Linked DNA regions of Homo sapiens: region 1 is linked to region 2. A link is a contact called in ENCODE Hi-C or POLR2A ChIA-PET data. All regions are on one chromosome and are shown on one strand. The core of a region is the stretch at or near the end of the contact, and the rest is flanking DNA. Distances in the headings are between cores, read along the strand shown.

The links. Hi-C counts contacts between places; a loop is a spot of excess contacts on that map. ChIA-PET counts read pairs that join two places held with the same protein, here RNA polymerase II (POLR2A).
Region 1: a map of left cardiac atrium shows a loop between it and region 2 (2.1-fold over the local background). The contact joins the promoter of LRFN2 here to the promoter of LINC00951 in region 2. A Hi-C loop is called at or near these places in 1 of 168 maps with a recorded cell type or tissue (left cardiac atrium). POLR2A ChIA-PET finds 5 or more read pairs at or near these places in 1 of 52 experiments (H1).

The regions. Positions count from the first base shown.
Region 1 is chr6:40,582,761-40,590,021 of GRCh38, reverse strand. It overlaps LRFN2 (leucine rich repeat and fibronectin type III domain containing 2), which reads left to right and starts at 2,658. Exons shown (of 3, transcript NM_020737.3): 1 at 2,658-3,081. RefSeq lists silencers at 2,226-2,295, 2,386-2,485.
Region 2 is chr6:40,354,118-40,361,364 of GRCh38, reverse strand. LINC00951 (long intergenic non-protein coding RNA 951) reads left to right here and starts at 5,359. Exons shown (of 3, transcript NR_038887.1): 1 at 5,359-7,247. RefSeq lists a silencer at 1,241-1,535 and an enhancer at 986-1,611.

The DNA of each region.
Region 1 (7,261 bases), core at 1,409-3,908, 230 kb before region 2:
GAATCAAAATGCCCATTATTAAAATGGCTTTCACTCCCCAACCCCTTCTGGAATGATGGGATCACCTCTTTGGGAAGCCCTGGCTCAACTCTGAGGTAAGTAACCAGTACAGGAAGCCAGGTGCCACGTTAGTGACCCTAACTCAGTCCTTGTGGGCTTGTTCGAGGAGCCAAGAAATCCACCATCTTTCACCTTTTCATGATCCAAGTGTGGATTATCTTCTGGGGATTTTCATGGTAAACGGTGACTGTAGATTGGTGTTCTCTTGGCCTCTCAAGATGTATGTGGTCCCCATCCTGCTCCATCTGTCAAGGTTGCTTGGGGGTTCCCAGAGCTGGAAAGGCTCTTAGCAAATGCACAGTCCAAACCCTTTGAGGAAAAGGGACTTGTCACATTGCTTGTTAATACAAAGCCATGGTGAGCATCCAGGCCACCTGTGCCCCAGCACAGTACTCAGGTTATGTTGGGGCAAATGTAATTAGAAAAATAAACCAGTAATTCTCAGAATTACCAATGACCCAGGTCTTGGCTCTTCATGGAATATCCATGTTTCTGACTTGAGAAAACTTCTTGATGGAGTATTGGGTTCACTCTAGAGCAGAGATTGATCCATCCTTCCTATATCCCTCATTCACATCATTCTAATGCTTTTCTGGTTTCTAAAAGCAGCTCCATTTCTACTCTGGTGCCAGCTTGGTCCTATCCCTGCCACTCCGTTCTGGTTGTCTCATGGGTGACTGAGGGTTAGGGGAGATAACCTAGCCCACTGCCCCCAACCCTTGGGAGAATTCAAAGGCTTGAGCCCAGGCTGTGGTTCTTCCTAAGCCTTTCTTCCTGGGAGCTCCCGCCAATAGTAGGCAAGCCCTCAGGTAAGCAAAGAGTAAGGCAGTTTCCCTGCTGTTCTCCCCTCCTTCTTCCCTTCCCCTTCCTCTTCCCTACTTGCCCTCCCCAGTTTCTACTCCACACCTCCTTTTACTCACCTCTTCCTTCCTCATTACTTTCCTTCTCATGACTCTTCCCTACCTCTATCCCTCACTCCCTGCTCCTGAGTTAGATCCCTTCTCTCCAAGGCCCACCCCATATACCTTGAGTTTCATCTTGGCCATGCCCCTCCCCCACCAGGCTTTCCAGAATTCCTGCAGGGAGAGGCTTGTCTTCAAGGATATGCAGCATGCCAGTTTGGCAGTTTCCCGGGGTGCACATGTGGAGGGTGCACACATGAGGACCAGCTGCCTCGGCTTCTGCAGTTATGCATGTGTGTAGAGAGGACACAGGGTCGTATGTTACAGATGTATCCAGCCGAGCCAATCCTGGGCTGCAGAGACACATCCACATGCAACATGTGCCTCCCTGTGGGTAACCGGGACAGGTGCACGGGATGTGTTAGCCACCAGGAGAGAAGAGAAGGACTGCAACATTGACATTCTTCCTGCCCCTGGATTTACCAGCTGGAGTACCAACAGGAATCTCAAAATTTCATTTCCTTTAGAAGGAAGGAAATGCCTCTTGGGGAGTCCAGTAAGGCAGAGGACGGTCCTACCTTTCTGGTAACTAGTTGTTTATAGTGAACCGAGAGGATAACCAAAGACGAGACCTTGGCCAGACCTGGGTGTTCTGACTGTGAGCTCACAGTCTGCTTTGAGTAGGGTCTCCGCTACCTACCACATGCCTTGGACAAGTCACTTTACTCTTTTGGGCCTCAGTTTCCTTATACATCAAATGAGGGTTGCTGAGAAGATCAAACAAGTGAAGAGTTGTAAAGATGCTGTGCAAACACTTGGCGCCACTGCACCCTTCACTGATTCTTGTAATAATCATGAAAAGTCAAAGTGCGTGTGTGTGCGTGCACGGGGCGCTCGTTATTCATAGGTCCCTTACCAGGATTCGAGAATCTGAACTGGGCCCCAGGACTGGGTGGGCGCGATCGCCCCAGCCCCCACTCCCAGCCTAGGGCCGGCGCGGTCGGGTTTTCCTCCAGCAGGCGGCGGGCTGACGGCTGCAGGGCGCGCTAGGCACGTGAGGTGGCAGCGCCGTCGCCAGCTGCAGAGGTGCAGCCCTGGCCGCCCGGCTCGCCTTCCGCAGGGGCTGCCCGTGCCGCTGGACCGCGGAGACCGCCCTCCCGGTTCCGGGGCTCGCGGCCTGCCCACCTCCCTCCGCGACTGCGGCCCCAGCCCACTCCCGCCCCACCGTGCGTCCCCGCGCCACCCCTGCCAGGACCGTGAATCCCTCTGGTTTCCGCGGCGGTGTTGGTCGTCTCGGAAGCGGGTGCGCTCGGCAGCGGGCAGGGCAGCGGGCGCAGAGGCTGCCTTCGGCTCCTGCAGCTCCGCGGTTCGCCACTGGGGGCTGCCGCGCCGGAGAGCTCGGCGGGGACGGTGCGCACGGCCGCCGGGTTCCTGGGCGCCTCTGGCCGCTGGGTTTTCTCCACTGCTGGCCCTGCGCTGTCTCCGCAGCCCGCCCGACTCCCTCCCAGATTGGAGCGTGTGATCCGTGTGTGTGTGTGTGTGCGTGTGTGTGTGTGTGTGTGTGTGGAGCGGAGAGAGAAACCGGGTACGCGCGTATGCGCGCGCGCGTGGGGGGCAGTGTGCATGCGGGGAGTACGGGGGAGTGTGTTTGTGTGTGCGTGTGGGTGTGAGTGCCTGGCTCCCTCTCGCTGAGACACACATACACTCACACATACACAACCCGGCAGGCTCGTCTGAACTTGAAGACACCCCACATTCCAAGATGCCCGAGGTTCCTGGGAATGCCTGGGGTTCTTCGATCCGGAAAATCCTACCGGCATCCTCCTAGGGAGGGATTATTATTATTATTTTTCTTTAATCTGGAAGAGAAGAGAACAAGTTGTGCTTTTCCCCCCTTCTTCTTGCTAAATGCCATGGATATAACTGAATAAGCGGCTCAGGGCTTTCCCCGCGTGGACGTCCGAGGCCACCATCTGCCTGCATTCGCCGGAGCCGCCGGAGGGTTTAGCTCGAGTCTGTCTCGGGCGGGGAAGGATGCGTGGCCGAGCCGGGGAGCCCGGGCGCCCCGCGGAGCCGGCCTCGGTGCCACCCAGCCGGGGGTAGATGCTGCCTCGCCCAGGTGAGTGGTCGCCGGCGCTGCGTCTTTGCGATCCCGGGTGTCCGCGGGAGCTCGGCGCGGGGCTGAACGCACCCGAGGGAACCGGGAACTTTGCATCCCTTTCTTTTTCTCTTGAAGACTCCCCGCATCCTAGGTGCTCATGCGGACACCCCCTTCTCTTTTCGCCCATCCTTATCGCGAGAGATTTCCTTTCCTTTCTTTAGTCTTTATTTCCTACAGTGGGGGTGAAACTCTGGCGGGGAGCGGGGAGAGCCGGGTCCATGTGAGACTGGAGAGCCGGATGGAGAGACGGGGAGCCACGGGTGGATGGAACCGTTGAAAACAGCAGGAGAACTTTGCCGCCAGACCACTCTGTTGCATCTCCGCACATGCAAGGCCTGGCTAGAGCCATTGCTGGGGGCTAGGTGGGGGCGCCGGGGACTCCCTGAGCTCTGTGGACTGGGTGGGGTGGGGTAAAGCCAAGTGCGGAAGGGTTGATGCAGAGCGGATGGGAGGAAGGAAGGCATGGTTGCAGTTTGTGGGGGCAGGTAGGGCAGGTTCAGGGACCCTATGCTGGCCTCAGGCAGAAAGCAGATCAGGGGGATTGTGTGTGTGTGCAGCTTGGGGCATCAGAATGGCATGATGAAGCAATATGGAAAGTGGCATTAGCCATGCCTGGGTTCCTAGGTCTCTGTCTCCCACCCAGCCCTGCCCTGGTTCTAAGGTTGGCCTGGGCAGGGAGGAGGGAGAGCAGTAGACCGTTCCGAGGTGGACAGTGCCTTACTTTGCACAGACCTTCTGAGGGAGGTGTCCTACTCGTCTTCCCATCAGCCCGGTACAAAGGACAGAGACAGAGAGTTCTAGGGAGATAGAGCCTCTGAAAACCAGAGCAGGAGGGAGAAGAGAGCCTGAGTGGAGACCGCAGAGGGACTGAGCCAGACTGTTGCCAAATGCACCCGGCGACAGCAGACAGCTGCAGACGGACAGACACCTGCAGGGACAGGGAACATGTCAGAGCCTGCACTCTTGAGTTGGAGTTACAGGCATGGCTATAGATGATGACCCCCTCCCCTGGCCACAATGGAGTGTGTGTGTGTGTGTGTGTGTGTACGCGTGTGTGTGTGTACGCATGTGTATGTTTCAGGGAGGTGGCAGCTGTGGCCTCCATGGCCTGATTGGCCTTCTAGTACTGGGGGAGGGGGAAGCTTCAGGAATTTGACCCCCTGCTGCTGGGGAGGAGCAAAGCTAGGGAGGAAACTGCCATTCCCTGGGCTGTGAAGTTCCCAGGGGCCAGGGCTAGAGGTTCTATGTGGGCTGTTATTCTTGTGTGGGGGCCGATTTGGAACTCAAGGTGGGGAGCAAGGGAACTAGGTCTTGGGGTTGTGCCCTGGTCTGGTCGCTGCCCTCTGGCAGGAGCTTTATATAGCCACACACAGCAGAGCCCTGAGGGTAGTGTCATTTCCTTGTGGGGTACATCAGAGGCTGAAGGGGGTCAGAGTCCTGTAGGGAGGATTCAGAAGCTCCAAAAGGCCTGCACTTGGAGCCGTCATCCTCCGCCGACCATGCCAGCTGCCTGGGCCCTTCTGCTGATGCTGGAATGTCATCTTTCCCTTCTGACTCTGGCTGGGAGTGCAGAGTTGCATCTCCCTCTGGCCTCCTCACATGCTTCTGCTCAGGCCCCCTGCCCAGCCCTCAATTTAGAGTTTCTGGTCTAATTCCTGACCAGGAATGTAATTATTTATCTTCCTGCCCTCATCCTGGGGATGCAAACAGCAAACTTGGCATTTCTGTTTCAGCCTCTGGAAGGTTGGCTCCCAGTTCCATCTCCTGTCTAGAAGAACTGGGTGCCTGCCTGCTGTGGGCTGGAGGCTGGGGTTCAGGGCTCCTTCTTCTGTGAAGTGCCAGTTCTTTGCTCAGGCCCAGAAACGTGAGAAGCTGGGGAGTCTGGCCTGAGAGAGGGTGAGCTGGGAGCTTCCAGGAGGTGAGGCTGAGGAGGAGAAGCAAGATAGATGGGAAGAAAATGCAGTCAGAGTGGGTGGGGCCACCGGGGAAACCAGGCAGCCTTCTGGCCAACTGAGTCCTTCTTTGACTGAAGGAGGAATTGCTCTTCTTATCTTTGCTTCAGCTCCAAAGGAAAAAAAAAAAACAGGGATTCTGGCCTCCAAGTGCCAGTTTGCCAAGCCTCTTCAGCCTGTGGGGTTGAGCAGGTTCTGCTCTCCTTTTTTGCAGGGTGGATGTATAGAGGCTTATAAGCTCCTGGCGTGGGGTCTGTCTACCCAGGGACAGTGGAGAAGTGAAATTGGAATTAATTGTTTTCAGAAACTCCCCTTTCCTAAGGTAGATATTAGCATCTAGGGAGTTCACAGTCTGATGGGGGAGGCTGCTAGACTGGAAGCAGAGACATATAGCAATAAACAACCTGGGATGGCCAAGTGGAATTGGACTCTGAACAAGAGCAACAACAATTTGAGTATTTTGTGATTTTCCTTTGGGTAGGGGTGGAGTTTTAGGGTCCAACTTATTGAAGGGATAGAGTTGTCATATAATGGAATGAAACCTCAACTTGGGTGGCCTGGGTTCAAATTCTGGCTCTGCCATATCTTGGTTAACAATGTGAGTCTTTGTGTTTTGACCTGGTAAAATAAAATAATAGCATGTACCCAATAGATGTATTATGACCTGATGTTTTCCTGGCAGTCCCCAAACCGCTTTTCAGATCTGGGAGAGTCTTCAGTGGAAACAGGGAGGGTTGGAAGGGAGAGAGAGTTCTTCAGAGACATGGAGGATAGTACAGCCAACTTCCCCCTGTCCAGGGAGCTGCCAGGAGGGTTTGATGCCATCAGACATAAGCTGATTGTTAAAAGGCTCCAGAAAGCCCTCCAGAAAACTTTGAGAATTGATGGTTGAGGAGCAAATTTCACCTCTGGGGCCCTGGCACCTGCTTCCCTCCCTTTCTCTTGTTTGTTTTGGATTTTTATGGCCATGCACATTTGCTCAGGAAGTGGGGCTCTGCATTTTACAAGTATCACCAGCCACCCTTTCCTGTCTGAGGTTTGAATGTAAAATACCCCCCCAACCGCCGCCAGCACCCAGTCTTCTCTTTTTGACTCTGTTGCCCACTCCCCCAAGGGTGACCTCAGAGGAATGTTGTGAGGCCCAGGTAAAGTGAATGGATACAGCTCTGTGGGGCCTGGGCAGGGGTTGTGATTGAACTGGGTCCTATCTGTGTAGTAGCGGGAGGGATACATCCAATTTGAGAGAGGGGCCTGGTTTTCTTACTGATGAGACAGGATGCTAATGGTCATCCCCCAGGGTTGTTGGAAGGGCACAGCAGCATGTGTGACTGCACTTTGTAAACTGGACAAGCCCTTTAGCACTCACAGCTATATTTGTGACCCTTTCTCTTTAAGACTGTCACTAAAATGTCAAATATAATTATACTCAGGTATCAGGGCACTAAAGGTGGACTTTCACGGGTCAGTTTTATGTGGGACTGCAGTTAACCAGTGATTACAGGCCAGGCAGGTGGACACTGTGCCTTCTGAGAAAAGGGGTGTTAAGAACCTGCAGAAACAGGGCAGTTGTGGTTCACATAATTGGGTGGGACTGGTAACAGGAAGCTAGGAAGGGGCACATGGGCAGCATTTTTGGTAGAAGCATTTTTGGAGGGTTTCTCCTAATCACACCCTCCCATACATTTTAATACCACAGATATACTATATGTGTATATATACTATATATGTATATAGTGTATATATATGTCTATATATACACTATATACATATGTATATCTGTACTTTTTATATCAAAAGATTAAGTTCTCTTTTTTTGCCTCCCCACCAAGCACACATTTTTGCCCCCTTGGGGGCGATATTGTCCCCACTGAGGATGCATTGTCTTAAAATTAACAGAGGTAAGTGTTAGTTAGAAGAGGTGGATTAGTGAGACGGGGAATCCAGAAGATAGTGAGGGAGACAGATCCACTCGCAACTTGCTACCCCAAGTGTGGTCTGTGGACCAGCATCAGCATCACCTGAGTAGGGATCTCCATTTTATCAAGATGGGAGGTCGGGACAGTGTTGGGTTGACTGCCCAAGAACACAAGGCTAAACTTTGAACAGAGGGTCAAAAATAGCTATGTTCTGGGCCGCTCAGCTTGTTCAACTATTGAGTCCAAATCACCAAGCAAGTTTTAGTAAGG
Region 2 (7,247 bases), core at 4,110-6,609:
ATAATTTTCATACCTTTCTAGATATTATGGTTGTTGTGTGTGGAGGCCATAAGTATTGTTTTTTTTTCTCTCTTTAATAGTCTAATAGTTGTATAGGCTATGTCTCAGAATTAATTATTCTCAGTCAATTTTTCCAGGCACATTGGCCCTTCCATAAATTTAGGTTTCCTCTTATTTCTATAAAGAGTGCTTGTATTTCATTTAAAAAAATATTAGCTCTATTCCATGGTGCCTTTCACCTGTTAGAGACATCAATTTCTTAAACATGTATGAAGGAAGGGGATGTAGTAGAACAGTGGAGAAATGGCTTTTAAATAGGAATGTGGCTAGTTCATTTACCATAATGGTCATAATGGGGGAGACATGGAGGTGGATGTCTAAGGAAGGGCTCTTCTAATTGCTGTGGTTTCCTTAATGGTAGGGAAACATGTGCTAAGCTAACTCTCCAATCTCCCACCTGAGAAACAGGATGGAGATGAGTGCATTTGCCAATTTTAGATTCATGGCCTCAATGTGAATCACATATCAAAATTCATGAATGATGTCCTAGAAGGAGCTCAGAGAGCAATCAGTTCCTGATTCTTCTACTTAGTAGAAAACCCAGAGTTACTTCCTCCTGAAAACAGCATTAATGGGGAACATCAACTATGGAAGGTTCAGTTTCAAGGATAACCTTGGAGGAATCTGGAGGACTGTCCTGTGGGAGGTGGTCAAGGTCTGCTTTGTATTGCTTTAGGAGCGGTGAGAGAAAGACATAGGGACATGGATTTTGAGTGAGCATAGGAAAGAATGTCAGAGGACCGCAAAAGGCTGTTGTGTGAGGTAATGAAGTCTTTCTCCCAGGGAGTCTTATTTCTTCATTAAGTGGCTGGACATCATGATGTCAGGGGTGTTGGGTAGGAGATTCCTGGGTCAGCAGGAATTACCAGATGGTCTCCGTGCCAATGCCAAGTTGACCATTCACCTTCTCTCACTATCCAAGCTTACTCTGTCAAGAAATCTTGTCCATTCTACCTTCGACATATATTCAGAACCCAAGCCTTTCTAACTTCCTCCACCTCAATCACCCTGGATCAATAAACAATTTTCTCTCTCCTGAATTACTTTAATAGCCTTTTAGATGACTTTTCTGCTTCCTTCTGGCCCCACTCCCCTATCCCAATCTATTTTCAATAGCAGTCAGATGGATCCTGTTGAATTATAAATTAGATAATACCACCCTGCATCAAGCTCCACATTGATGCCCCATCTCACTCAGAGTAAAAGCCAAAGTCCTAATCACAGCCTACACGGTCCATGTGACCTGCTGCCTCTCCTGCCCATCTCCAATTTCATCCTCAACTGCATTCCTTGCCACCTGCAGTCCTGCTCACAGGCTCCTGGCTTTCCCTCACACCTGCCAGGAACACGCCCTCATCTCTTAGAGAGTGATGGCAATTTCCATTCCAGGAATGCCTCAGGTATTTGGAGAGGTCACTTTTTTTTTTTTACCTTCTCTTCAGATGTCATTACCTATTCAAAGAGGTCCTGCCTGTCCACCTTTATCAAAAAGCATTCCTATCCTTTTACCTTCCTGAATTTTTCACAATGGTACTTATTACCCACATATTATATATGATATTACTTGTTTATATTGTTACTGCCTTGCCTGACAGTAGTTTTGTCTGTTTTTTCATTGCTGTATACCCAGTGTCTAGAAGGGGCCTAGCACAGAATCAGTGCTCAAGAAATATTTGTTACATGAATGAATAAGTGAATAGGTGTGATTGTGTTTTTACAGGGATACGGGACAATGTGACAATAAGCCAGGGCTTGACTCCTTCCTTCTGGAGGGAGGAGAAGGACTTGATAGGGCTTTACCATTTTACTGTGTTCTGTTCCAGGTAAGATGAAGTAAACACATGGCAGCCTCTCTCTCCCACTGACGATACAACCTTGATAGAGGGCATGGTGGAGCTAATTGAATGATCCGAACAGTAAATACCAGCAAGTAGATGGGTGAAAACAGCCAGGATTCCAAGTACCACAAAACTGGTGTTGAGTTGTGCACACTTTTTCCTCTGGAATCTCTTGAGCAGAACTCAGCATGACCTGAAACCCAGGAGTGAGCCGCACAGTGCCGACAATGAGATGCAGAAGAAAACCTCTGGTTCTGGCTGAAGCAGTGGACAAGGAGACTCTTGAAACTCAGAGCCTGGGGGCACCCCTGATAGTGTTCTTTACTTTCTCTCCCTTCTCACATTCCAGCCACCAGAGAATGCAAGAGAGGAGTAGCAGTGGCAGTAAATGTGGCATCAACAACAACAACAAAAAGCAGGGACTAGGACTCTGAGGAAGGGAAGCCTATATTCTGGCCTCAGGGTGCTCTTTCTTCCTGCCTAGGGGTCATATACCACCTGTGGGCACCTCAGGACTCCTGACAACCTCACTTTTACCTGTTGCCTTTTTAGCCCAGGATCAGTAGGTATGGGGGTGCACATGCTCTTGAGGACACAGCAGCTGTCACATCAGGGAACCCGACTCCAGAACCCTCTGTAAATATCCCATGGCTTGGCCCTGCCCATCACCCCACCCAGGCCTCCTCAAATGAGGAGCTAAAGCTGGCCCATGGGGCCAAAGTGCAGAGGGTAGGGATAATGAGCCACTGGCCTTCTAGAACCTGGCATGGTCCCTGAGTCAGCCATGACACAGGCAGGGGAGGAGGGTGGGGCTGGGATAAAGCTGGATCTCAAGGGAGTTAGATTTGTTCAGCCTAGGGGAGGGGAGCAGAGGAGATGCTCTAAGATGTGGCTTTACCAAATGTTTCAAGGACACGGATGGACCAAGCAATGGCACCTGTGATGAAAGATTGAAGCCCAGGAGGTGGGGCTCCTGCTAATCTCACTTGACTATTGTAAGGCTCCACAAAAAGCAAGGTTCTTAGCAATGTAGATGGGGCTTTATGGGTAGGAAAGGGAGAAACTGGTATTTCTTTACGCAACTTCTGCTAAGCACCTCATATGTGCTATGATAACTAATCCTCACTAAGCCCATGACACAAAGATTCATGTTTTAGATGAACAAGCTAAGATATAAAAAAGTTAAACAAGAGACATCCAAGGTCACAGTCCTAGTAAGGGACAGGGCTGAGTAAGCCTTCAGTAAATATATTCTCCTACCCCAGTATAAAACCCAGAAAAGTCTTTAATGTCCCAAGTCACGGATCCTAACACATGGGCCATGAACTTTAGAACACAGAGCCCAGCAGCAATGTGAGGGAGACGTAGAAATCAAAACAACTCACATTTAGTAACTTGCTGAATGCTAGACAGTCTTCCCCATGTTGTGAGAAATGAAAGAACATAGCCCCATGACTTTGAGGTCTTTACAAGCCTCCCTGAAGAACTAGCTTCTCGAGCTGACAGACAGGCATGTTTTCACAAATTTACCAGGTACCTGTGACTCTGAGGAACACACCGCCTGGGCAAGGATGGATTGGCCAGAAAATCACTCAGTCCAAGGTAGTTCTTACAGCCAGAAGAATTCACGGGTGCTCTTAGTGGTTCTCAGACCTGCTTGTCTCATTTATTGAAGCTCAACTAATGCCTTGAAGGGGAAGAAATTAGCTTTCCATCCAGTTAGGAATGACTGTTGTGGCCTGGCGCAGTGGCTCACGCCTGTAATCCCAGCACTTTGGGAGGATGAGGCGGGAGGATCACGAGGTCAGGAGTTCAAGACCAGCCTGGCCAATATGGTGAAACCCCATCTCACTAAAAATACAAAAATTAGCTGGGCGTGGTGGCACGCGCCTGTCATCCCAGCTACTCAGGAGTCTGAGGGAGAAGAATCGCCTGAACCCGGAGGCGGAGGTTGCAGTTAGCAGAGATTGCGCCACTGCACTCCAGCCTGGGCAACAAAGCGAGACACCTTCAAAAAAAAAAAAAAGAATGACTGTTTTTTCTGAGGACCAAGGAGGCCTGAGGGAGCAAACTCCTTTGGAGTTTCGGGGATGTGGTTGTGTGAGCTTGTGGGGGAGGGCAAACAGTGTGGGCTATAGGGTGGTGGCCTGGGAAGAACAAGAAGGTCCTTCAGCAGCCTAGATAGGGGGAAGCTGCTTGTCTCTTCGTGAGTGAGGAAGGTGGGGTTTTATTCTATGACCTTAATTTGTAAAATTCCTTAATTTGTAAAATGGCATTGGAGAAATATCTAGCTCAGGGGATGGTATACTGATAAACTGTGAAGTGCTAAAGTAATTAAATGCATAACACAGACTTGGAGAAGTGGAAGTGCTAACGGCCTCCATTATATTAATTATATGCATCACTGAGCACATTGTAATCAATGGCAGCATATTAATGATAACATTGGGCATATTGGGTTCTAGAATCACTGAACTGGCACAGCAAGTATTTCAGAGGCCATCCAGCCTGGTCTTCCTTATCTGAGGTTAGAATTCTCTGTGAGATATTTGTGCTAAGGAGTACCAATATTTTCCTCAGTAATACTGGGCATGTTGAATATCAGAGTTCATCCAGGGCCTGGGAGAGTGGGAAATCCTGCCTGTCCCCCATGAGTCTTCCCCAGGTTGACCAGATCCACTCTTGCCCTCCTAGATCCCTGAGAACCGACAGATTTGGCATCCAGAGTGGGCTGTGGTCATCATTTGAAAGGAAAAACCAGCTATGAGTCAGGGCTTAGACTGGAGAAAATTTCTAAGGAGGTGGGGCCAGCTGCTTACTTCCCCCAGGCCCAGCAGGAAATTGAGCCTCACTGTCCCAAATGTGAACTGAAAGGCATCCAAGAGCCCTTGATATAACTTCAGACATAAACGACATAAGCACAGGGTCCCAATTCCCTGGGAGTCACCTCCCCACCCACATGAAGATGGCACTGCTGCCACAGTCATCTGTGACCCAAGAGTCATCCTTTCCACTATTCTTGGTACAATTACCAATAAACCACAGCAGGGAAACCATACCCCATAGCTCTCCCCAGCCTTGCCCAGTGTGCCAGTGGTGAAGAAGCCATTCCTTAGTGTTCTAGAACCCCCTCTGCAAAACATAATTATGCATAAGAAGATGGTCCCCACTCCCAGCAAATCACAGCTCTGCTCTAGGGAGCCTGCAGGGTAACAGGAGGCCATCGCTCCTCTAGGGGAGATGGGAGTCCCTCCCTTTTATTCTCATCCCGCTTCTCTCTCAGGTACAGTCCACCTGGTTGTAGTGGAAAGTAACAATAAACTCTTGTCTTAATCCACTTCACCCCCAAGTACAACTTCAAGCAGTAAGAAATACAATATAAAACCTTCATTCAAGAACCCTGTTCTCCCCACCCTGATGCAAGGGTGGCTCTGTTGGAACAAGAGTGGCTGCCCAGGCCCTTTGAACCATGGGAGAAGATGTTCTGGGGTCAACTTCAAGACAGGGCTGGCAGTACTGGGACACTTGGCTGAGAAACAGGGGGCCTGCCCAGGTAAAGAGCTTCCCCCCATGGACGTAAATGGAGGGTCACAGCTGAGCTTCAGGAAGGGAAGGAAAGGAAAAGAAGGAGCAAGGAGTATGGGGGCACACTTTCTCCTCATACTGGGATTCCAGCTCACATCCCAGTCCTTCCCAGTGAGCAGTCATGAGAACCTCACCCTGAGAAAGGAGGCAGCGATGGGGCTTTTCTCTAGGTGCCCTAGCTCTCCCTCTCCACTGAAGTTGGAGACTAGACACTGGTGGTGGAGGGGCAGAAACTTAGGCCCCAGGTCCTATGAGCAGATCCCTCTACAGGTACCTGGGGCTCAGATGGTATAAGACAGGAAGGAGGGAGCCTGGGTAGGGTCAGGTGGTGGCTCCCCACAATTAGAAAACATGGCTTTTCTGCATGCATTTCTTTGGATGGGTGAGGTGGTCTCCTGCCCTGTATTCTTGCTTGACCAATAATCACAGGCTTTGATTCTTGTGAAAGAACAAGAAAGTCAGGAGACATCTGGAACAAAGGCAGCAGCAGGAAGAGCAACACAGATGCAATATAGTGTCAGGTATAGCCCGGCTTACTGTCCCCAACTAGGCAGCAAGATCAATCAGCCTCCCTCACAGAAACCAGCAGAATGGGGCATTGTGATTTTGATGATTTTTTTATTGTATTGAGAACACTTCACTTGAGATCTCCTCCCTTAACAAGTTTTTAAGTGTACAATAAGCTATTGTTAACTACAACAATGTACAACAACATTGTACAGCAGATTTCTAGAATGTATTCACCTTGCATGACTGAAACTGTGTACCTATTGAATAACAACTCTCCATCTCCCCCTCCTCCCAGTCCCTGGCAACCACCATTCCACTCTCTGCTTCTGGGAGTTTGACTATTTTAGATACTCCATATAAGTGAAATCCAGCAATCCTACTCCTGGGTATTCATCCAAAAGAATTAAAATCAGGTTCTCAGACATGCACTTCCATGTTGATTGCATTATCCACAACAGCCAAGATGTGGAGGCAACCTTGGTGTTCATTAACGAAGGAGCGGTTAAAGAAAAGTGGAATATACATGTAACGGAGTAGAATTCAGCCTTAGCAAAGAAGGAAATCCTGCCATATGCAACAACATGGGAAGTGGTGAGGGCTTTCACTAGAGGTAGGGGTGGAGAAGGAAGCTTCTTAGGGTAGTTTAAGGAGGTAGGAAGCAACATCACAGTTTGGCCACATCTCCTTCCTGTAGGAAATACAAAATCCAAAGAGACACAAAGAGAAGAGAGAAAGAAAATATAGCAAACATTCTAATGCCATCTTTGCTACTGGACTTGTACACGTTTTACTGCCATTTCTCATTTCACCCTCAGAATAACCTCTGAAGAGGTCATTGTAGTTCCCATTTTACAGACAAGGTCTCTGGGCTGGTAGAAGGCCTGGGTAGGATGGTTATTCATGAGCTGAGAAGGAGAATCTCAGACCACCACAGTGGGTGCTCTCAGGACCATTCCAAGGCTTTCTGGCTAAGAGTCCAGGGGAACATCACCTGGGGCTAGGGAAGAGCTTTTGGAACCAAGAGCTCCAAAGGCTGGGATTGCCCAAGAGGACAAGGGGGAGGGGCATGTTGGGCACCTTGCAGTGTGGTGATTCCAGAGGCATGCACCCTGGCTTGCCAAATGTCTCAGAGGGCTTGGGCTCCACAGGCCCTCTGCTATGGAGAGCTTTTCTCAGCCCTTTCCACCTACTACATGATTCTAGGAATCTTCTTCTGTGGAAGGAGGAGCTTTGGGAATCTGCTGGGCTGCAGAG